Regions from separate parts of the Homo sapiens genome. Here region 1 is linked to region 2. A link is a loop called in an ENCODE intact Hi-C map of the cell type or tissue named here. Cell type or tissue: heart right ventricle. All regions are shown on one strand. Links, peaks and the distances in the headings refer to the core of each region. The heading gives the core; the rest is flanking DNA.

What was found. A loop is a pair of places that touch in the nucleus more often than their neighbours do. Peaks named below come from ENCODE experiments on the same cell type or tissue, not always from the same donor. Only the 100,000 strongest peaks of a DNase experiment are listed, where the experiment ranks them.
Region 1: it touches region 2 in a loop (7-fold over the local background); 5 of 110 quality-filtered maps call a loop at or near these places.

Annotation. Positions count from the first base shown.
Region 1 is chr17:11,876,517-11,884,516 of GRCh38, forward strand. DNAH9 (dynein axonemal heavy chain 9) reads left to right here. Exons shown (of 69, transcript NM_001372.4): 54 at 3,562-3,684; 55 at 4,693-4,897; 56 at 7,070-7,234. The region is part of intron 1 of LOC101928350 (a long non-coding RNA gene); the gene reads right to left. Among named protein-coding and RNA genes, the nearest start is that of ZNF18, 120 kb to the right of the region's middle. In heart right ventricle, for the core only: a CTCF peak has its summit at 4,399 (motif pointing left); no DNase peak of the experiment used is centred there.
Region 2 is chr17:10,867,732-10,884,163 of GRCh38, forward strand. LOC124903926 (a long non-coding RNA gene) reads left to right here and starts at 7,457. Exons shown (of 2, transcript XR_007065619.1): 1 at 7,457-10,573; 2 at 12,741-13,164. In heart right ventricle, for the core only: CTCF peaks have their summits at 8,426 (motif pointing right), 8,627 and 11,588 (motif pointing right); no DNase peak of the experiment used is centred there; H3K27me3 peaks cover 3,018 bases.

The DNA of each region.
Region 1 (8,000 bases), core at 1-8,000, 1.0 Mb after region 2:
TCTTTAAAGTGTTATGCAGAGTAAAATAAGCTGGTGACAAAAAGACAAATGTGGTATGATTCCTCTCATCCAAGGTTCCCAGGGTAGCCAAATTCATTGAGACAGAAAGTCGAATGGTGTTTGCCAGGGAGTGCGAGGGAGAGGGGAATGAAGAGTTAAGTGTTTCACAGGTACAGAGTTTCAGGTTTTGTTTTTTTTGTTTGTTTGTTTGTTTGTTTTTTGAGACGGAGTCTCACTCTGTCACCCAGGCTGGAGTGCAGTGGTGCGATCTCAGCTCACTGCAACTTCCACCTCCCGGGTTCAAGCAAGCGATTCTCCTGGTTCAGCCTCCTGAGTAGCTGGGACTACAGGCGCCCACCACCACACCCGGCTAACTTTTTTTTGTATTTTTAGTAGAGACCGGGTTTCACTATGTTGGCCAGGCTGGTCTCGCACTCCTGACCTTGTGATCTGCCTGCCTCAGCCTCCCAAAGTGCTGGGAGTGAGCCACTGCACCCGGCCAGTTTTGGTTTTTCAAGAACAGTTCTGTGAATGGATGATGGTGATGGATGCACAACAGTGTACTTAAAGCCATGGAACTGTACACATTAAGACGGCACACAATATATGTTACATATATTTTACCACAATTTAAATATATTAATTAATAAATATGTTTAAAAAGTAATGGAGGCAGCTGGGCGCAGTGGCTCGAGCCTGTAATCATAGCACTTTGGGAGGCCGAGGCGAGCAGATCATTTGAGGTCAGGAGTTCAAGATCAGCCTGGCCAACATGGTGAAATCCCATCTCTACTAAAAATACAAAAATTAGCTGGGCGTGGTAGCAGACGCCTGTAATCCCAGCTACTCAGGAAGCTGAGGCAGGAGAATCTCTTGAACCCAGGAGGTGGAGGTTGCAGTGAGCCGAGATCGTGCCATTGTACTCCAGCCTGGGGGACAAGAACGAAAACTCTGTCTAAAAAAAAAAAAAAAAAAAAAAAAAAAAAAGTAATGGTGGCAGTATTTGAAGCTGGGTCATCCTCACTTAGAAACCTAAGATTTATCCACTCCAGCAAACAGCCACTCAAAGTGAGCTTTGTTGCTCTGGCCACGTGTCCCAAGCATGCACGCACTAAGGTCCAGATCACTCGGGGTTGTTCAAATTGAACACATGATGTTAAAAATAATAGTTAACCAAGTCAAACATTAAATATTATAAATGCATCCATCTTATAGAGCAAACTTTGTTGAGAAGTGAATGCCAAGGCATGCTATGATATATATAGATAGATATAGTGGCGCTATCTCGGCTCACTGCAACCTCCACCTCCTGGGTTGAAGCTATTCTCCTGCCTCAGCCTTCCGAGTAGCTGGGATCACAGGCGTGTGCCACTATGCCTGGCTAATATTTTGTATTTTTTGTAGAGACAGGGTTTCACCATATTGCCCAGTGGTCTTGAACTCCTGACCTCAGGTAATCCACCTGCCTCAGCCTTCCAAAGTGCTGGGATTACAGACATGAACCACCGCGCCCGGCCAATATGATATATTTTTATTTGCATCTTTAGTCACATAGTAATCCAACCCTGGCCTTCTCCCGAAACTTTAATTAAAATATTCTTTTCCAGCTGACTAACAATGCATTTTAGACAGGTGTATGTTCTTTTTGCTCATTGCAGTGTCCCTAGTGTCTAAAACACTGCCGAATGCATTGTAGGCCCTTAATAAATATGTTCAATTAATTCTTAGTTCATGTCCATTAACTACTTTCCTGTTGAATGGTTTTCTAGATTTGTTGTATATTATTTGAATACAAATGTTGCATTATATGTAATATGTATAGTCTTCTTTCTTCATATGAATGAAAATTTGTTCGTCTCATTTGTCTTTTAATTTACTTTTGTGAGGTTTTACCTACTACAGTTCATTTTATTTTAGTTTTTTATTTGATCAGATTTGTCAGCCATTTATTCTATAAGTGATGCCTAGAGGAGTCTTTTCTCTCCAAGAATTTTTAAAATATTCACCTACATTTTTAGTTTTTAGTTTTTTTGTTTGTTTGTTTGTTTGTTTGTTTTAAGACAGGGTCTTACTCTGTCACCCAGGCTGGAGTACAGTGGTGAAATCATGGCTCCCTGCAGCCTCGACCTCCGGGGTTCAAGCAGTCCTTCCACCTTAGCCTCCCAGGTAGCTGGAACTACAGATGTGCAACACCATGCCCTGCTAATTTTTGGATTTTTGTAGAGAGGGTGTCTCACCATATTGCCCAGGCTGGTCTCAAACTCCTGGTCTCAATCTCCTGGCCTCAAGCAATCATCCCACCTTGGCCTCCCAAAGTTCTGGGTTACAGGCATGAGCCACCAGGCCTGGCCCATTTTTAAGTTTTTTGAGTTTTCTTTTTACATGGAAATCCAATCAATTTAAATATAGTTTAAGCTATTATATGTGGTACAGACTAATTTTCCAAGTGGTTAGCTATTGTTTCAATACCAAATATTAAATTTTCCATTCTTTCCTCAATTAATTAGACATGTCATTTTACTATATATTAAATTATTTTATTAAATAGGGTCATTATTCTTTTCTATGTATCTAATACTACACCAGCTCTTATTTACTTTTATATTTAGTAACATTTATTGTGGTGTTTCCCATTACAAAAGTAATGTATCATCACTGTAAAGAAAAATGAGAGGGCGGGGTAGGAGTTATCATAAAAAACAAAGAAATAAAAACTTCTATAATTCATCTTTCAAAAACACTGCTAACTTATTGGTATATGCTGTCCTTTAAGCCTTCTTTCTACACATCTATATTGTTGATATATATAAAATATGTAGTATTAGATAATGACTCCCTCCTCTTCTTCTTTATTGGTTTTCTCCTTGCCAGCCTCACTGTATTCTTTTAGGTTAACTTTAAGATCTTTGGTTGAGTTCCATAAAGTTTTACTGTTATTCTTTGTTTGAGTTGTATTATATCAGTCTTATAAATTATTGTTATTCTTTGTTTGAGTTGTATTATATCAGTTTTATAAATTGACTTTAAGAAAATCAAGCTATTTACATATTTATTAAACTCTACATAACACTGAAAAGTTAAAAGTAACCTAAATCTTTGTTAATTGATTGATAAATTAAGGTGTATCAATATGGCCTAATACCCAGTCATTTAAAATTACATGGAAGGATGTTTAATGACATGGTGAAGTGATTACAATATATTTTCTGTAAAAAAAAACAGGTTATAAAACAAAACACCATATGAATCTAATACTCTCAAAGCTAAACTTGACAATATAATATATTCAAATATACGTAGTATACACCAAAACGTTGAAGACACATTATGGTTTTCATTATCTTTTTTGTATTTTATAATTTCTCCCTATTTCTAAAAGTGTATAGAATCACATAAATATCACTTTACATAGGGAAGAAATGTGGCCACTGAAAACATTCCAAATAGCTGTGCCTCCAACTATACCACCATGTCTTAGAGGTCACGCTTGTCTCATTAAATGGTCTCAACTCCATAGCTTGCCACAGTCTCATACTCCCGGACTCATACTTGTTTCCCTAGCTACCTTCAAATCATAGAGCAGGCCCTGGAAGCTGGAGCTGTGGTGCTGATTGAAAATCTAGAGGAGTCCATTGATCCTGTTCTGGGACCCCTGCTTGGGAGAGAAGTCATTAAAAAAGGACGGTAAGACTCAGCTGTGTTGCTGACCCTTCGGGGGGAGCTGGTTCATGGCCCTGGTTAGAATCATGAAGAGGTCTGCTCTTCCTAGAATTTCCTCTCTTCAGTTCATGTCAAGTAGCTCCCTGCAGCACATCCACCTTTCTTTCTTCCAGCAGAGGTCTATTTAGTGGCCTTTGTTTCCTAGAGAAAGTTTCCTGGAGAAACTTTGCTTCCATCAGCCAGTGTCCCAACTGACTTCCTTCTAAATGGCCACAGTGCACAATTTTGGAAAAACTTGAGAAGGAAATCGGTCAAAAAGCAGACTGACTTTTAAGTACGAGCATCTTATACAAGCCAGTCATCTGAATTCTGACAACTCGGTTCCTTGTCAATTTAATGAGTCTCTGCTGCTTTGAGTGCTGGCTCATGATGAGGGCTTAGCAAGCACAAGGCAAAGCAGGGGGTGGTGTGGAGAGGAAAAGAGAGGAAGGAGACGGGCAATGGGTTCGTATGAAGGGCAGAGTAATTATCATGAAGGGGTGCTTGACTCAGGAGCCTCACCCACTGCTGGGGCCATCGTTGCCTTTACTGTCCTCAAGTCGTGCTCGTTTACTTGGTTAATCATTTTCACCCATAGATGTCATTCCCATGTCAGCCATGAGGAAAAGTAAGCCCTATTGCTGGCGTATAAAGCACGTTTGTGGAAACTGCAAGGTGGTTCACCTTCCTCCAGACACTTCACTGCCATCTGCTGGAAATTGTTCATAATGTACTAATCTACATTGACACAACAGGCATGGCTCTTCCTAGAGTTGCACAGTACAGAACCAAACATGGTGGCCATGGGAAAACATCTATCCCCCTCCACACCTGTTCCCAACATTAGTGCAAAAAAGAATCCCAGGGCTCATCCTAGACATAGGAGGAATCCATCTGAATATAGCAATATTGTTTGAAAAAAATCTCAAATTCTGACCCCAACCAAATTTTGCAGGAAGGCACCTTACCTTCACATGAGCCTTTATGTTCCAGATTCATTAAAATTGGAGACAAAGAATGTGAATACAATCCCAAGTTCCGGCTCATCCTCCACACCAAGCTGGCTAATCCTCACTACCAGCCTGAGCTGCAGGCTCAGGCCACCCTGATCAACTTCACCGTGACCAGGGATGGCCTGGAGGACCAGTTGCTGGCCGCTGTGGTCAGCATGGAGAGGCCAGACTTGGAGCAGCTGAAGGTGAGGACAGAAGGGAGAAAATGTTCTGCCACTAGAGCCTGCAGTGTACTCCACTCTGGGAGAGGTTGCAGAGGGGGGCTGTTTTTCCTGGATTGAGTTAGGTGGGTTCTGCTAGACTCTGGAAGACTGCTGACCCCATGTAGCAACCTGGGAATACCATACTGGGGAAAGAAGGATGGGTGAGCTGAAGAACAGAAGCAAAAACAGTTTGAAGGCCGGGCATGGTGGCTCATGCCTATAATCTGAGCACTTTGGGAGGCCAAGGTGGGCGGATCATGAGGTCGGTAGTTCGAGACCAGCCTGGCCAACATGGTGAAACCCCATCTCTACTAAAAAATAAATATTAAAATTAACTGGGCATGGTGGCGCTAGCCTGTAGTCCTAGCTACTCGGGAAGCTGAGGCAGGAGAATCTCTTGAACCCGGGAGACGGAGGTTGCAGTGAGCCAAGATCGTGCCACTGCACTCCAGCCTGGAAATAGGGCGAGGTTCTGTCTCAAAAAAAAGAAAAAAAAAACAGCTTGGAGACTGGACACTCCTATGACCAAGAGCAGAGCCTGGCATGAACATGAGTGCTGCTGATCACACAGGTCCACGTGCCAGAACTAAGCGGAATGAAATTCTACAAGGGTAACAGAACTAGGTCCAACAGTGTTAGGGTCATGTCTTAGCTTGGGCTGCCATAACAAAATACCATAGACGGGGTGGCTTAAATAACACATATTTGTTCTCCTATAATTCTGGAAGTTGGAAGTCTGCGATCATGTTGGTTTTTGGTGAGGCCTCTTTTCCTGCCTTGGAGGCAGCGGCCTTCTCACTGTGACCTCACATGACCTCTTCTTTGCACATAAAGAAAGCCATGGCTCCACCCTGATGACCTCATTTAACCTTAATTACCTCCTTAAAGGCCACATCTCCAATATAGTCACATGGGGGAGTTAAGGCTTCAACATAGGACTTTTAGGACAACACAATTCAATCCACAGCAGATAACGTGCTTTTTGTCCTCTCTTTAAATGTGATTAGATTATACAATATGGCGGGGTCGGTAGGTGGAATTCCAGTGCATGAGAGATTGAGTTCAGGGCTCCCTGGGACTCCGCTTCCTGCAATCATTCATTCATTGAACAGATACCTAGGGAGCACCACCTCTGTAACAGGCAGGATTTGAGGTATGGAGGATTCAGCAGTGAACAAAGAAAACCATGTCCCAGCCTTCATGGAATCTACACTCTAGTGGAGGAACACAGAAAACAGCAACGTAAACAAATGAACAATGCCATTCAGATAGTGATAAGAATTTTTAAGAAAATAAAACAGGGTAATACTGGAAAGCCAGAGGGCAAATTTAAACAGTGGTGGTCAGAAAAAGATTCGGTGAGGAGTTGGCATCTGAGCTAATTCCTAAATAATTGTAAAGCCTCTGGGCATAGAGCATTCCCAGCACAGAGAACAGCAAATCCTGGTCTTAAGGCAGGATCAAGATATGTGGTTTTAAGAAACAAGAAAGGTCAGGGTGGCTGTGGTTGGAACCTCCAACAGGAAGGTTGTTCTTCCCACGAATCCAAAGGCTGTACAAGGGCAAAGACACTACAGCTGCCTGAAGTTAGTGCTTTAGGATATGGAGCATAAAGAGAGGAAGAGATGAGATCCACTTGGATACCAGCACCCCACTCCAGCCTCGAGGAAGCTTTTACACAGTCTGCCATGGTTTTACACAGTTTAAAACTGGAAGACAGATTCTGCTGATTTTTTTTTAAGTAAGCCATAGGAGAGTTGTTCATTAAAGTAAATTGGTAATAGAGAGAACTCTCCAGAGAACTAAAACTGGACCCTAACCCTCTAGTTACACAAATAAGCTCCGTTTAGTGAACACTGATAATGCAGTGTGTTGCCCATTGTGCATTAAGCATAGCACAGAAATCCTAAAAGTTGGGACTGGGATTACAGAAGAGTAAAGAGGGTAAACTGGCTCAAGGTCATGTGCCCAGAATATTGTACAGTTGGGCACCAATTTGACTCCTTGTCTCCTGCTCATGGTCTGAAGCTCTTTGCCATTCTGCCTCCACTTTACTATCTTTAAGGCAAGGGACTCTCGCCCTATTCAGACACATCCTTAGAGCAGGATGCCCTGGGCATCTGCACCTGACTGTCTCTTGCTTGATATTTGCAGTCCGATCTCACAAAGCAGCAGAATGGATTCAAAATTACCCTGAAAACGTTGGAAGACAGTCTTCTCTCTCGCCTCTCCTCCGCCTCTGGGAACTTCCTGGGAGAAACAGTGCTGGTGGAAAACCTAGAGATCACCAAGCAGACTGCTGCCGAAGTTGAGAAAAAGGTAAAACTCCTCTGGCTAGTCTGGGAAGGCAGCCTAGGCTGGGGTCCTCCTACAATTTTCTCTCCTCTTAGACAATGAGTCTGACTTTTAGAAAAATGTCAAAGTAACACATGGCTTTTCTGTCTTAGCAAGGTTCTTCTAGAAAGTCTACCTAGGCAGGACTCCTGAAGTGACTACCCCATATATCTTGTATTATGTAGTTCCCACCTTCTGGAAAATACTTTTGATGTCTTAACTCCATCCACAGTTGAGGAACACTTAAGCCTTTGTGGGGCCTGGTATTCTGTGCAGGGAATGGTAGCTCAAAATGGATACCTCAGATAGTGTGTGGAATTGCCCTGAAGCTAAGGAATCGCACTGCTGGAAAAGCCAACTGGTTTGGGCATGATTGCATCCTGACAAAACCCACCGGACCGCAGAATCTCACAAGTCTGATCTTAATGAGAAAACCTCAATAACTTCCTAGGAAACTCAGCTCTCAAAAACTGTATCATCCTGGGAAGTGATGACACAGTGCCCTACTGTGTGTAGCTTCCTTTATTTTATAATGTTTGGAAGGCCCTCGGTCCCCCCTGTGAGGACTAGAAGACGGGGTGTGATGGGAAAGGGGCCCAACCCCTGCTCTGTTCCAGCATACCACCAAACCTCCAACAAGGCCTTTTGCAGTCTCAGTCTCGCGCTTGCATCAGAAGGGCATTGGAGATATTGGCCCTGAGCAGGACAGAGCATATCTGTAACAGTGTCCAGGAACAATATACCTTTGACG
Region 2 (16,432 bases), core at 5,134-13,133:
GGGCCCAGGGATGAGGGCATGGACATTTTGGTGGGTAGGGAGCATTATTCTACCTACTCCATATGGGGAGAAAACAACAAATACCAATGTAGAGCATTCTTTAAAAATACTCATTTTGGCTTAGGAAACTTTGATGCTCAACTAGTGATCTTCTGAACCCATGCTTTAATGAAAAATAGCATGGACTTTCCACTCCTTTAGGCCTGAGTTCGATCCTACCAAGTCTATGACTTGAGTGTGTGTGTTTAACTTCTCTGTACTTCAGCTTCCTCCTCCATAAAATGCAGATAATGATGCGGAACTAGATGAAATGTTTGGGGAACTAGATGAAATCAAATATGCTTTTAAAAAAACATTATAAATGCCTTTCTTTTTTTTTTTTTTTGCTTTCCTTACTTTCCTTTTCCTTTCCTTCCAGCCTGGAACCATTAACTGAATATACCAAGAATGCTCTTGAGTGAGGACCCATGCTGTCTTGGTCATGCTATGTCTCAGCTGCAGAAGTGACCTGGTGCTAGAAATCTGAAACTAGCATTCCACCGGGATGACAATCCATAATCTCCTCATGCTCCTTCTGCCCCATATTTCAGGTCTTGTTATCTCCAGGAGCGAGAGCCATTCAAGGTCTTCTTTTTGTCTTTCTTTTCTCACAGCTTACAATGACAAGGGCCAGGAAGCCAAGGAGAGGATATTTGGGGGTTGCTAAGTAGGAGCCGCCAGGACAGTGATCTCGAGGGCCTATCTGAATGATGGGAGGTATTGAAGAATTCCCAATAGACTGCATCCAGATCATGGCTACAGCAAGCTTTTCCCCATCCCTTTGAGCAACTTATATTCCTTTTTTTGTCTTTTTTTTTTAAAGTTTTATTTTAAGTTCTGGGATACATGTGAAGAATGTGCAGGTTTGTTACATAGGCATACATACGCCATGGTGGTTTGCTGCACCTATCAACCCGTCATCTAGGCTTTAAGCCCTGCATGGATTAGGTATTTGTCCTAATGCTCCCTCTCCTCTTGTCCCCCACCCCCTGACAGGCCCTGGTGTGTGATGTTCCCCTCTCTGTGTCCATGTGTTCTCATTGTTCAACTCCCACTTCTTAGTGAGAACATGTGGTGTTTGGTTTTCTGTTCTGTGTTACTTTGCTGAGAATGATGGTTTCCAGCTTCATCCATGTCCCTACGAAGGACATGAACTCATTCTTTTTCATGGCTGCATAGTATTCCACGGTGTATATGTGACACATTTTCTTTATCCAGTCTATCACTGATGGGCATTTGGGTTGGTTCCAAGTCTTTGTTATTGTAAATGAGCAACTTACATTTCTTTAAAGTGTTGGTGAGCTCTGCACATCTGTAACCACAGCCATGGGCTTCTGATGAGAACTTCTTATTTTACTTTATGTTTGAAGGAGCTTGGCTGCCTTTGACCTCACCACCCTAGGAATTGGAATGGAATGAGTGAAGGAGTTCCTATGTTGGTTTGTGGCAGGAAGATAGTCCAGTTGGATTTAAGTGGTATCATTATGGAAATGCAACCAGTGCAGGTATCAAAGCCTTTGCAAAACATTCTAGAAGGTTACTCATGTTTTAGCTGAAAAAGCAGTCTGCTGATTATAAAATATGGCTCCTCAGCTTTCCTTTCAGTTTTAGACAGTTACCATACCTCATTGGCAGCTCACAATGCATCTTCACAGATATGAGCACTTTTCTTGGTGCACGGGTTCCTAGCAGAGTCTCAGAGTCAGACAGGCCAGTGTTGAAATTCCAGTTCTCCTGAAACTAGCAGTCACTTAATCTTTCTGAGTTTCAGTTCTCCTAACTGTAAAATGGTGGCACTAATAACTATTTCCTTGAATTGCTGTGCTTATTAAATGCCCCTAGCACGGCACCAAGCCCTCATTAAGCACTTGGAAACTTATATCCATTTCTTCTTTTTTGGGTTCTCTGCATATAATGTTTATATACATCTTAATTAAAACTGCTTCTTTCCTTAAAATATCTAATATTCACGTATAGAAGGGTATTCACAGAAAAGGATGCAGCTACCTTTCCTTCTCTGGGCACAGTAGACATTTGCCTTCCCAGATTTGGAAATGAAGGAAGCAAGATTGCCTTTTGGGGAATTAGGCACAGTGCATCACAGTACAGATATGTGAACTCAGCTGAAGGAGAAGGCACAGCTCTCAGGTAGACAAGCCCCCACAGCCACCAGATTGAATGTATTTCCATCAAGAAAGGATGTGTCCATCAGAGGAAGGACTTGTCAGCTCTGGAATAAGAAAGAAATGTGAGTACCAGAGGCAAATATCAGCAGGATCCATCCTAGGGTATTCCCCTTAACCAGTGACTGGAAGAGTTCTGGTTTTGTCAGGGCAGAGGTGGAGCCCACATATTTTAAGCGACTCTGGTCTCACTGGCAAGACCGTCCTCCTTGCGGAATGAAAACACTGAGGTATCTCAGCTGGATGCCTGAAGCACTGGATTATTGAACTTCCCCCTTTCTGACTTCAGGCTCACCAGAAACTTTCAGTCTATGATTTGGCTTCTCCTTGGAGTCTGTCTGTGGGGAGACTTTGGGCTCATTCTATGGAATCTGAGTTTTTAGGTCTCCGTGCCAGGAATTTCTCACAGTAAATGAAGGCATTGGCATTCTGGTTTTATCTGCCAGTGTTCTGTGCTTGGTTAAAGTGTCTCTATTGAGAGATGGATCCCTTTTCAGATTCTGTAGCATCCAAGTAGCAGATCTAGGATGATGGAAAATTCCCCAAAGTAAGCCATATTAGTTTATGAGACATCTTGGAAGATAGTCTGCTGGCCTTTCCTCTTGGTGACAACCATCTGGCATTTCAGAAGAAGAACATTTCCAACTTTGACACTAACCATACAGCCCCTCCCCACTCCATCTCACTCAATAACAGCCCATGGTGTTGGTGTCACATGCTAGAAAGATTCTGGAATTTGGAACCAAACAGACCTGGGCTTGATTCTGTCTCTGCTGCCTTCTGTCTATATAATACTGGGCATGTAATGTAATGTTTCTGAACATCGGTTTCTCCATCTGTAAAATGAGATTCCTCATAGGGATGTTGCAAGGATGAAAGTGACGCAGCTCAACGAAATGTAGCTATGATTATCACGTACATTGGCAATGACTCATTGATGTAGAATGATGGTCAAGTGTGGATCTTTCATTCTAATACGTACAGTGAATCTGTTATATGCAATGGCGCCTGACTAGTTTTCAGTGATGTGCCATCGTCATGGCCTTTCCTGGGGTGGACTTCTCCTTAAGGAAGGCTAATGGATTTCTGCACCTAAGAGCTCAAGGACCTTGCTGAGTTTTTATTTTCCCCACAAACTAACAAAGTTGCAATACCTCAGTCTGGCTTCACTGTTCCAGGTATTGGTAAAATTAGGTTGTCTCTCCTCTCTGGGCAAAACTGTGCTTTGATTCTTTTGATTATAAGGGGAGAGCATTTTAGCACATCCAGAGATGAAAACAATCACAGTTTCCCTCTCAGCAAAGTTCTGGCTGCATTGCCGAGCAATAGCCAGGTGGCCTGCTTTGCTTCCATCCTTCTGTGCATTCTTTTTACAAGGTCTGAACAGGCTGGAGCTTCCCCAAATGCTTTGTGATGGGAATGGTCATGGAGGGCCTTCACCTATGGCCTCAAGTTGAGCCCCTGAAAGTATAAAGAGGCAACAATTTTGGCAAAGCAAGTTTGTTTTAAAGGTATAAGCATATATATGTCAGTGTTTTGGTCTTCCTTAAAGTAGAAATTACTGCTTCATGGTACCATTCGATCAGAACTTTGGTAACTGGTTCGTTAAATGAGAACATTCTTTTTTGTATCTGCCCATTTCTACCTGATCTCTGTCCCTGGAAAACATTTTGGGTGAATGCAGTCGCTTTTGTGGTCACTCTTAGACAATAACGACAAATTTGATATAATAATGTTACTTGGCTACTTCTAGGTAAGAGAAAATCTAGTCCAATCTAATATACAAACTCCAGACTCTCCTTCCACCACTTGGCCGATTTCAGGTTTGGAAGTCATAGTGGGGGAAATAGTTGTGATTGCTTCTCCACCCATTTCCATCTTACCTACCCTAACACCCCAGCAGACATTTTAGGACCCTCCTGTGTTGGGGTCGTAGGTGGGGAGGAGAGAGGAGAGGAAGGACAGAAGAGGCTTCCTGCACCTGCCTGTAACCTGTATGTGGCAGTAAGCATATGTCTCTCTCTCTCTGTGTGGCACTTTGTGAATTCCTCCATGAGCCCTCTGACTGCAGCCCCTAAAGCTGAGGAAGCCACCACACGTTGGCTGCCTTTGACTTTTTTCTCTTGACAGCTGTGCACCCAATGGCACGCCCACAGCTCCTGCTGAGATTGCCTCACTGCTGGCAGGAAGCCCACATGGGCAAGCTTCTTTTCTTCCTCTTCATTAAAAAAAAAAAAAACACTTAAGTGGTAACCTGATTATAAAAGCAACACACGTGACAACAGAATATTTCTAAAAATAAGAGAGCAGAAGATAATTAGTCAAATTCCCGCCACCTACGTCCCAAATGCCCATCAGCAGATGAATGAAGAAGCAAATCGTTGTACATTCCCACACTGGAGTACCACTCAGCGATAAAAAGGAGTGAACTATTGATACGACAACATGGTTGCATCTAAAAATAATCACGCTGAGTGAAAGAAGGCGGACAAAAAAAAGCATGCATACTGTCTGATTCCATTTCTATAAAATGCTCAAAAATACGCACTGATTTACAGTGACAGAGAGCAGAGCGGTGATTGCTTTTTAATGAGGCAAAGGGAAGGGTGGGAGGGATGGATGCTAAAGGAGTAGAAGGACGTTTCTGGGTGTGATGGATGAGTTCCTTATCTTGATTATGGAGACAGTTTTGTGCATGTATCAAATTGCATCCTTTAAGTACGTGCAGTTCTTTGTAAATCTATTATGTCTCAATAAAACTATTTAAACATTTTTACTGTTGGGCATATTCAGACAGGGTCTTTTTCTTTCTTTATTTTTATTTTTTATTTTACTTTAAGTTCCAGGACATATGTGCAGGACATGCAGGCTTGTTACATAGGTATACGTGTGCCACGGTGGTTTGCTGCCTCTATTGACCCATCCTCTACGTTCCCTCCCCTTGCCCCTCACCCCCCAACAGGCCCTGGTGTGTGTTGTTCCCCTCCCTGTGTCCATGTGTTCTCATTGTTCAACCCCCACTTATGAGTGAGAACATGTGGTGTTTGGTTTTCTGTTCCTGTGTTAGTTTGCTGAGAATGATGGCTTCCAGCCTCATCCATGTCCCTGCAAAGGACATGGTCTCATTCCTTTTTATGGCCGCATAGTATTCCATCGTGTATATGTCAGACAGGGTCTTTTTCTAGAAGGGCCATGGCTGGTTCTTTCCTGGACCACCCATCACAGGCTCCTTCCCCCACGCTCAGTGTAAGTGCAGCTTGCATCTTTGGCAGCCTCTGTATTCAGCTGTTGCCTATTACCTGTAGACTCTTTAGGAATGAGCCTGGCTGCCACCCAGGCTTCAGGGAGCCTCGATAGTTCTCCTTAAGTCCTGTCCTTTCTCTGACCTGAGGTGTTGGACCCGAAGCTTGCTCTCACACATGTGTGGAGAGCAACCCATATAAAACACCAATATCTCTCTTCAAAGATCTAATCCTTTGCATCTCTTTAACCTCCTGTGAGTCTCGGCTTTTTCCTCCATAGCCTGGAGACAGGTGCACATCTATTGAAAGCAGCAGTAGCTTTTGGCAATGCCCTTCGCCAAGCCTACACATGTGGTTCAGCATTACAGTGGGTGTCTACTTGGCACTCATTGTTTTTAGCTTTGGGGTCACAGCTGAAACTCTGAGATGACAAAAAGTCTCATTTTAATGACCTGTTTCACTTCCCTTTGGTTCACTGGGATACAAAGAGATGAATTTTTCCCAATATATTTTTAGAGGCATATTTATCATAAGAGCAGGCCAGCAGCCTCTCTGAGTGCTGAGGCCCTAATAGGGACTTGCAGTTATTGTATACCTACACCCCCACAAGGCCCCCAAAGATGCAGAGTGGACCTTTTGGTCCCTCTCCTCCCTTTGTCTAAGGACATCAGATAGTGATCATAAATATTCATCCCATCTATTTCCTGATGCTGGGAAGGGAAAATATTGCAAACACCACGAGCACTTGTTGAAGACACACATACGCCAGGCACTGTACCCAGAACTGACTCTACAGTGGTGATGGACAGGTCCTGCCCACGTGGATCCCCCAGTCTAGCAGACTGGACAACAGGATGGTGGCCTGGAGAAGAGGGTGAACATAAACTGGTGGACAAAGGGCCACATGGTTCGCCTCCAGAGATCTTCTTTAGAAAGGAGTCAAAGGGCTGGGCGCGGCGGCTCATGCCTGTAATCCCAGCACTTTGGGAGGCCGAGGTGGGTAGATCATGAGGTCAAGAGTTCGAGACCAGCCTGACCAACATGGTGAAACCCCGTCTCTGCTAAAAATACAAAAATTAGCCGGGTGTGGTGGTTCACACCTGTAATCTCAGGTATTCAGGAGACTGAGGCAGGAGAATCACTTGAACCTGGGAGGTTGCAGTGAGCTGAGATTGCGCCACTGCACTCCAGCCTGGGCAACAGAGTGAGACTCTGTCTCAAAAAAAAAAAAAAAAAAAAGAAAAGAAAAGAAAAGAAAAGAGTCAAGGGTGAGCAGTGCAAGGCTGAACAGCTTTCCATATTAGCCAAATACACCACCTCCGTCAGGATCCTCCCTCATAGAAGTCACCAGCACAGAAATGAGTCAGAACATTGTCACGTGAGCAATGGGAGCAGAATCTCCCCTCCTCGTGTCCTTGCTGCTGGGCCACAGGCCAGTGGTAGGCCTCTAAAGGGTTTAGAGTCACACAGGATGATGAAGGGGACAAATCAAGAAGAAAAGAAAAAAGGGAGCTTGCCAGGCACCTTCTTCTGCACCTCCAATTCCAAATGCACTCAGTGGATGCGTGGGAAGTGCTGAATCACATATGAAAGCAAAGCTTTAAACAGGATAGACCAAGCTTTAACAACAACAACACAAAAGCTTGAATGTCTACGAAGTTGGATCTGCATCTCATGGAGAGCCCAGGAGGTTTTTGCAGAGTACAGCTGGTAATAAAAATATGGAGGATCTAGGCCAGGTGCAGTGGCTCACGCCTGTAATCCCAGCACTTTGGGAAGCCAAGGCAGTCTGATTGCTTGAGCTCAGGAGTTAGAGACTAGACGGAGCAACATGGGGAAAACCTGTCTCTACAAAATACAAAAAATTTAGCAGGGCGTGGTGGTGAGCACCTGTAGACCCAGCTACTTGGGAGGCTACTTGCTTGAGGCCAAGAAGTTGAGGCTGCAGTGAGCCGTGATCGTGCCATGCATTTCAGCCTGGGTGACAGAAGACAGAAAAAGACCATGTCTTAAAAAAAAAAGAGGAAGATTTACCATGCCTCAGAGACTAAGTGCCTTACATTGTAATATAAAGTCTTTGAATCCTCACAATGACCCCAGGAGGTAGGTGCTGTTATTAACATCGTCCTTTCCTCCATGAGGCTAATAAGACACAGAGAGATTAAGTGTCTTGTCCAAGGTCATAGAGCTAGAACCTTGACTCCAGAAACAGCATCTGCAACCCCCAACCCCCCACCCTCGCGGCCTTTTGCCTATTCTGCAATCTCATGAAATTTCCTTTCCTTCTTTGAGGCCAGGAGCTCTCCAAGGTGCTGGAGAGAGGCCCAGAAGCAGCGTAGAGAGGCAGCCCCGCCAGACCCTGCAAGACCATAGTAAGGACCAGGATTTTATTTTGAGAATTAAGGGAAACCACAGGCGTCTAAATGAATCACTGCTGCTTCCGCGCTGTCATAGCCAGCACTCTGGCTGTGTCTCTATTTAGCACTTGAGAGCTGGCTGTTTACGTGCCTACTTCTCCTTCTGGACTGGAAATGTCTTAGAGCAGGGACTGCATCTTAGCCATTTTTATATCTTCTTCACGCTGTCCCAGTTACACAGCACAGTGCTGGCATATATTAAACATTTAGTACCTGTTTATTGAATGAAATTAAAGTAGAAATGGATTCTTAATTATCTTTGAAAAATCTCATTTTCCGGCAGCCCAATTAATTTCAAAGAGACTCAGGAATTTCTACAGTATCATGGCAATAACAATGGTAATGTTAATTCCGGTTACTAAGCTCTCAGTGTTACATGCTGGGATTTGGGCAAAACACTTTATATCACCCTTAGTATATTGAGAGAGAGGTACTCTAGGTCCTCCCAGTCACTGGTAGTCCTTTCCCAAGCAGAAGACTCACCTGGGCGAGCTTATAAATCCCAGAGGTTAAGGAGAATACGATTTCACAGGAGTGGCCACTAGGTGGTGGTGTGACACCATCATCACCTCGCCGTGGGCTAGTGGGCAACTTGGACCAATTGCGCGGGGCCGGTGGAGTGGCTGGGGGCCTCTTGGGAATCAAGATGGCCAAGATGGGGGTCTGTGCACCAAACTCTGTAGTTGAAGTTGAGGGCTTTCCAGTTTATGCTGCCCATGAGCAGATGAATGGAGAGGACTCTTACTAAGCCAGGGTGCATTTTCTTCTTGTTGAAATCTGAAAATTATTCACTTCATTTCAACTCAGTTGAACAAGACATTATTGAGTCTCAGCTCTCACTAACACCCCCTCTGTCTTCACACCCTCTATTTTAGACTGGATTGGGGTGTGGGGACAGGAAGGCCACCAGTCCCAGTTCTCACATTTATGAAGAACATGATTAGGCATTTAATGTTGCATTCAAATAAGGCCATGCATACGATCATTATATCCCTCCCGATGTTAAAACAGTTTATTCGTTCTTACGAATAATGGTATATTTAAGTTGTACCATTATTTTTGTGCTCTTTTTTTAGCATACCTTCGTTTTAAAAATATGTCAGCATCTTTAGATATTGGAAGTATTTAGGACTCCTTTCTCAATTTTTGAAGAGCTACCTGTTTGAAGAGCAACTAAAATGCTTGCAGTCCCATCAAAATAACTAATCGACCACGCTTTCTCTGATTTTATTGTTTTTGCGCTTGCTAATTTCCACTTCTGGAACAGTTTCTTCTCTGTCTTAAGTTGATCTATTCCTGCCTATTCTTCAGATTTTAGATTGGACATCACCTCCTGTGCAAAACAAGAGCTTGTTAGGTGCTTGCTTTTACCCCATTGTTATTCTTTCTACTATGCTGTAATTCACGAATCCTTCTCTGTGTCCCCTAAAAGATCAGGGGTTCTCAACTTGGGGTATTTGGACCTTTAGGCTATCCATGATATGCCCTTAAAATTTTGTATTATTTACTTACTGCCACAATAATACAGAATAAGAGCAACCACAAAACCTCAGTGGCCCATAGTAAGTGAATATTTGTTATGTGTCTAGAGTCAGCTGAAATTCAGCCAGGCAGGGGTCCTGCCACTCTTGGATGGGCTTGTTTACACCTCTGGGATTACCTGACTGCTGGCTGATGGAGATTGGCCCTTGCTGCGGCAACTGAGCCGTGTTCCACATGCTTCCCATCTCCCTTCTGGACTAGAAGGCTAACCCAGGAGGTCCTTCTCATAATGGTTGTGGAAATGCAAAAGATCAGGCCCCAAAATGCAAGTCTGTTTCATCAGCTTCTGCATTGGCCATTCCCACTAACATCCCTTTGACCAAAGCAAGTTACATGGATGAGCTCAAATTCAAGTGGTGGGGAAGGCCCCCCTACTCACAGAGGGAAGGTTGGCCATGCTGCGTGGCCAAGGGCATCATTCAGAAAAGAGAGAAGAATTAGGGCCATTGCTGCTATCTACCATGGATTGTATGCCAAAATACTGTATATTTTCTGGAAAGATGATCTAAGGCTTTTACCAATTTCTTACTGGGACCCATATCTGCAAAAGTTCAAGAACCTCTGATATAGACCCAACTTTGAGTTTAGGGACTATATTTTCTTTATTTGTATATCTTCAAAACCTAAAATATAGGGCCTTGATCATAACAGGCGCTCAATAAATGTATGTAGAATGAATGAGTGCCTTTTGTATGCAGGCCATGTATAGTATTAGGTTCTGGGGATACAGAATTTAGCCAACCAAGGACTCTATTCTCAAGGAGCTTCTACTATGTGTGCTCTCTGAGAGAGCTGTTTTTCAGGGGTTGGAGTCAGGAGGCAGGTGGACATCCTTCCGCCTCAGCCAGTATGTGTTTGCATCATTATGATGCCTTGAGGGTGAAATTCAAGAAAGAACAAGTTCAGGGGAAACATAATAAACAAAGATGCTCAACTTCTGGGGTCCCAAATGTGAATTATCCTGCAGAAACCATATGCTGTGCAAGTAAACATATATGTGGGCATAAAAAAATAGAAGTGGAGACCTCATATTTGTTGGTGTCACAAAGTGAATAATGCATTTTCTTAGCAGCTAGTTCCAGAATCCCGGTCCAACAAGGAGATTGCCTCTGTCCAAGAAAATATCTTGATAAGCTGCTCAGGGCAGAAGGTGAGAGACCCTGAAGGCATGGGTGTCCAGTGAAATGAATTGTTTATTTTTTCCTCACAATGCAGGAAAGAGACAAAGGAGATAGAAGAAGTGGAATAAGGGGAAAGATAAGAACTGGAAAGCTGAACCATAGCCCAGACCCAAGCAGGAGAAAGAGCAAGAAATGCCTATGAGAAAGCCGGAAAGAAACCCCTGGAATTTGGAAGAAAATGTCTAAAAGGTTGTTTTCAGGAGATGGCTGGAAGGTGTTCTCTGGGACCCTCCCTCATGACTCCTAAGTAACCACACTTGCAAATGCATCTTGCATTTTGTTTCCTCCAGCTTTGTTTTGGTTTTGCTATCATGGAACTGAGAAAAAGACTGAGTTACTCATCAGGATTGGTGTGGTCCCAAAGAGATATCACTTGGTAAATGTAGTAACAGATTTAGTAGCAGGACCCTGGAGATGGAGGTTTCTAGGCTTGTGCTTCTGAAGTCTTAGGGACTTGGGGAAGGGTCTGGAAGCTCAGAGACTGTGGAACCATGGGATATCAGGGCATCTGTGCCTGGCACTTGCTCTACGACACTTTCTACTTGTAATGTTGGGCTGGTTTCTTAAATGTTCTGCTTCTGTTTTCTCACCTCTAGACTGAGGATAATAGTATCTTCTTCCTGGGGTCTTGGGGAGCTATCTAATGAGAAATGGAGACATCATACAAGACATAGCACCTGGCACACACACTTATACATGTTAGCTCTCATTATTTTAGATGTCACTGGGTTGTTATTATTATTTCTTTTGTTGTTCCCAGTAGCTGACATTTGGGTAGCATTGGCCTGGTGGACTGGAAGCAACACAGGACTGAGGGTCAGAAAACCAGTCTGGTCTTTGCTCCTCCCCTAAACAGCCATGCGACCTTGAGGAAGTCACTTTGCCCTTCCAGGCTTCAGGCTTCCTCTTCCTCCTCTAACTGAAGAAATTCGACAAGACTTTCTCTGAGGGTTGTTTTTTCCCCTCAACCTGTAGGAGGCACCATGGCCCCGCAGCTCCCAGCCTCACAAAGCCTGTTTTGACATTGGAGGAAGCAGCCCTGTTGCAGTCCACGGTCCACTCCGAAATCCATTTTCCCCACTCAGCATAACACTGAAATGAGACTGACTTGGTGTGTTTGTTTACACCCCTTGGGAAGTTATTTCCCCTTTCACTTAATTACCTGATATCCAGACATTGCTGTGCAAAATTCGCCTCAAATACATTTTGTAAAGTCATCTAGACTTGCTCCTCTGGTGCTTTGATTAAAATGTGCAATCTTCCCCAGGCTTCAGCACCTCATTAAATAATTGCACCTCCAGTGAGAAAGTAAACAGCACACTCCGGGGGCACAGAGAACAAGATAAACGTGGTGCACATCCAGCAGCTATTTTATACTCCATCCCCCGGGCAAACACATAACCTCTGGCTTAAGGGCTGGATGGATACTGGCTTTAAGTTGCTTTCTTTTTGCAATCTTTTTGGGAAGGAGTATGATCTAGAAGCAGAGCAGAATCTCCTCTCCCCGCCCTTTCCCAGCTCAGTGTCTGCTTAACTTGGGCTCAGCCCCGGCGGAAGGACCAAGGGTTGGTTGTTCACTGGGAACCTGGCTCATCCCCTAGCAGCAACTTTGCATGCAAAGTACCAGGCGTGGGGGCTGGATACAGAGCACATTTCCTAGAGGGTGTTGCAGTGCTGTTAAGGGATTGGCAACTTTGAATCAAGTCCCACCTTTCTCATTAATTCTTGATGTTGACCTTGAGCATTTCACTTTACCTTTTCTGACCTTCATTTTCCCCCTGCCTCTTCTATAAAATGAATCTGGGGTACGACTATAGAGGGAGTGGCTGAGTTAGGATGGAGGAAAAAAATCAGTGGAAAAGATGAGGTCAAGGAACTGACTCACAAAGCCTATGATGACAGGTGATGATAATGACCAACAGCACAAGGAGCCACCTTTGGGCTCCAGGATAGGAAGCTTGATTCAAGATGATGTCCTAACCACCATGGTCCCAAAAAAGGCTGAAGGATGCTGGTTGGTGAGGGTGTTGGTGGAAATTTCTTTTCCGTGGCATTACAACTCCAAGGTATGGGAATTGAGGATCTAACCACCAGGCTGGCATAGATTCTTCTTGAATTTGTCTTCTTGTTCCACAGGGAATGGCAAGGAACCTGAGGAACCAGCGTGAGGAAAACCTGGATGATCTGACGTCTTCCTCACTTTATCCCTACCTGTCCACGCCTCCATCCATCCACCCATCCATCACTGATCAAGCTCTCACTATGTCTATAGTGTAGAAGGTGCCACCAAATGCAATGGAACCTCTTGTCTCATGTGTCTACTTGCATCTTTAAGTTGATACACGGAAGGCACAGTCCAAGCACAGGATACTGGAAGCTATGGAGGTACAGTGGCCTCTGAGCAAACTGAAAACTCTCTATCACTAAAGGGTTGGGCATACAGGGTATCTCCTCTGCTCTGCCACCTACCTTGAGGATGCTTTACATGTGGCTAAAAGTGGAGGCAGAGATATTTGGATAAATAAATGCTAGAGAATTGGAAATTCCTAGGACAAGTCAATTTGGATATGTCTATGTCATCCTTTTTTTTCTAAGAGACACGTAACTCTGATCCTTAAGGAGTTAGAGAGTTCCCATAGCTTAGGGTCTGGAAGCCATATTCCTTTTTATGTAACATCCTTGAATATGCTACTCGTATACCCTAAATTTACTCTGTAATTTTTTTTTTTTTATTTGAGAGGGAGTCTCACTCTGCTGCCTATCCTGAAGTGCAGTGGTGTGATCTTCACTCACTGCAACCTCCTCCACCCAAGTTCAAGCGATTTTCCCACCTCAGGCTCCTGAGTACCTGGGATTACAGGCACATGCCACCAAACCCGGCTAATTTTTGTGTTTCTAGTAGAAGCGGGATTTCACCATGTTGGCCAGGCTGGTCTCGAACTCCTGACCTCAGGTAACCCACCCACCTTAGCCTCCCAAAATGTTGGGATTTCAGGCATGAGCCACCATGCCTGGCCTATAATTATTCTTCACAACATATTTCAGCAATAGGATTAATTATATGTGTCATTAATTATTCAATGTTTGTCTGTCTTACTAAAGTGTGAGCTCCAAAAGGACAGGAGCTTACCACAAATAGCTACAAATTACCTATACACATCCTAGGTACTGTTTTAAGCCCTTCAGATACAACCTGCTCACCCAGAACTCCCATTCTGGTTCCAGGATGGGGACAAAGGGAATTGCTACCTAACACAGTTGTCAGAAAAAGTCTCTCAAATCAGGTTGCATGAAAACGGAGACTGAAAGCAGTGAAGGACCATATCATGAAGCTCTCTGGGAGGAGGGGCATTTAAAGAAGAGAAAATGGAAAGTGCAAAGGTTTTGAGGGCTGGAACATGTTTGGTATATTCAAGGAACAGCAAGAAGACCAATGCAACTGTTGCAGAATAATCCCATGTGAGAGTGGTGGAAGATGAAATCAGAGAGGTAGCAGGTGGCCCTAGCTTTTACTCTGAGTGCGACGGGAAGCTGTTTTTGAGCAAGGGGAGAAAGACAGAGAGAGAGAGAGAGAGAGAGACAAAGAGAGAGAGAGAGAGAGAATTGGGAGGTATGTGACTGGGAGGTATGTGACTCAGGAGTTGGGTTTTGTTCGTTTAAAGTTTGAGATGTGTGTTAAGAATCCAGCTGAGATGTAAAGTTGGGTTGAGGCATGTGGAATTCAGGAGAGAGGTCTAGCAGGAGAGATAAACCTGGGAGCCATCAGTGTAAATTGCATTTAACACCATGAGCCTGAAAGAGGTCTTAGAGAGGTCTCTAGTGAGAAGGGTAGACCGGGAAAAGAAAGCCGAGGGCTGGGTCTGGGGCCATTGATGTTCAGACGTCTGAGATCTGAGCAGGGACCAGGAGAAACAACCAAGAAGGAGTGGCCAGTGATGTAGAAGGAGACTCTAGAGAAAAGAGCATCCTGGAGGCAAATCATAAAAGACTTTCAGGAAGAAGGTAGGGACAAAAATTGTCAAATGTTTCTGAGAGACTGAGTAAGATGAAGACCGAGAATTGATGATTGGGCTTTGTAACATGGAGGTATTGGAAACCTAGATAAGGGCTGTTTTGGTGAGGTGATGGGCAAAAAAGCCCAAAAGCATTGAGTTCAAGATGGAAAAAGAGGTCAGAAATTGGAGACCATTCTGCAAAGGAGAGCAGAGAAATGAGTGGGAACTAGAAGTAGGTAAAGGGTGAGCAAAGGGTTTGTGTTTTGCATTGGATGGAAAAGGTCAAGAAGAGAGAGAAAATTTGATGGTGCAGGAGACAGCGTGGCTGACCGATCAATGACCTTGTTATTGAAAAAGAGAATGAGGACCTAGGGTTCAAGCAGAAGGGCTGGCATTAGAGCTTTCAGTTCATCTGTGATGTTGAGTGGGAATGCAGAGCTTCTAGGACAAATGCCCTGAGGGTGGTAGATGTCTTGGTGGAAGCCTGCAACATTTTCTTCTGATTGCTTCTATTTTCTTAGTCCAGAGTGAGGAGGAGAAAGAAGTTACAAAATAATAGTTTAGTCTCTTAATTGGATTTTCTCCAATCACACTAGGCAGAAAAGCATATAAATGGATGACTTGCGAAATGGAGTAGGATTGGAAGGTAGCATTTGGGCCCCTTGAGGTAGGATCTCATGCATTTGAAATAGGCCAGTCAATATGCTTGCGTATTTTTCTCCCACTAAGTTCAGCTGCTTGGATAAAGGTTCAGAATAGTTAGAGAGTGAGATTTAATAAGGGTTGAGGGTTTTTTTTCCTAGGTGAGAATTAGGGAGTGAGGAAAAAAGGAGCTGGAGTATGTTCTGGGGAGTAATGGTAACAGCACCTACTTGAATGGAAGCTGGATAAGAAGAGTGAGGCAATGGAGGAGTTGAGGGACAGTACAACCATGTATTGATCATATATTTAGATATAATCATGTATTTAGTTTATAGAGGGGTCAATAATTTTTGGAATTGGCAAACTGAAAATGAGAAGTGGTGGTTGGAAAGTAGGATTCTTAGAATTGAGATAACAGAGTGCAGTTACTTGTGTAAAAAGGTCTAGGGCATGACTATAAGGGAGAGTGGATGAGTTAGGATGGAGGAAAACAATCCCCAGAAAAGAGGAGGTCATGGAATGGGCAGTCCAGGGCTTTGCAGGGATTTCTCTATGGAAAGCAAAATCACTGAGAATCACAGCTGAGGTAGTATGGGAGAGGGTGACCATGACCCAGGTGCCGGGATCTTGTAGAAATGAGGGGAATGACACAGGGCTCAATAGTTGACTATGACAAGGAGGGTAGTGGGTTGTTCGGTATGGCCGCATGACCCTTAAAACCGGGAGTGTTGGGGGCAGTGGTATGGAAGATCAGTAACGGGCAAAAAGGAGTAATGGGCAAAAAGGAGCCCTGCCTCACCTCCAGGCCCAGTGGAACAAGGGGTATGGGAATGAAAAAATCAGCTGCCTTTTCAGAGGACAGCAGGGGAAATGGTGTCTTTGCGGGGAGCTTTGAGATTTTCTTAGGGGCTAGTTCTGGAACCCAGTGGATGCGGAGCCCTCCTAATGCTTCCTCCCTGTTGTTGCCTCTGTTGCTGCTTCCTGGAGTTGTGTCTTTGACCACAGACCATTCTGTACTACTGTATATCACAGTGGTTACATACACAGGGTTTGGGCTCCAACTGTCTCGATTCAAGTCCTGTGTTTCTAATGCACTACTTCTCAATTCTGTGATCTTGGGTTAATTAATCGACCTCTTTGTGCTTCTGTTTCCTCATCAAAAGATAGAATGGTAATGGGCTTACGGAATTG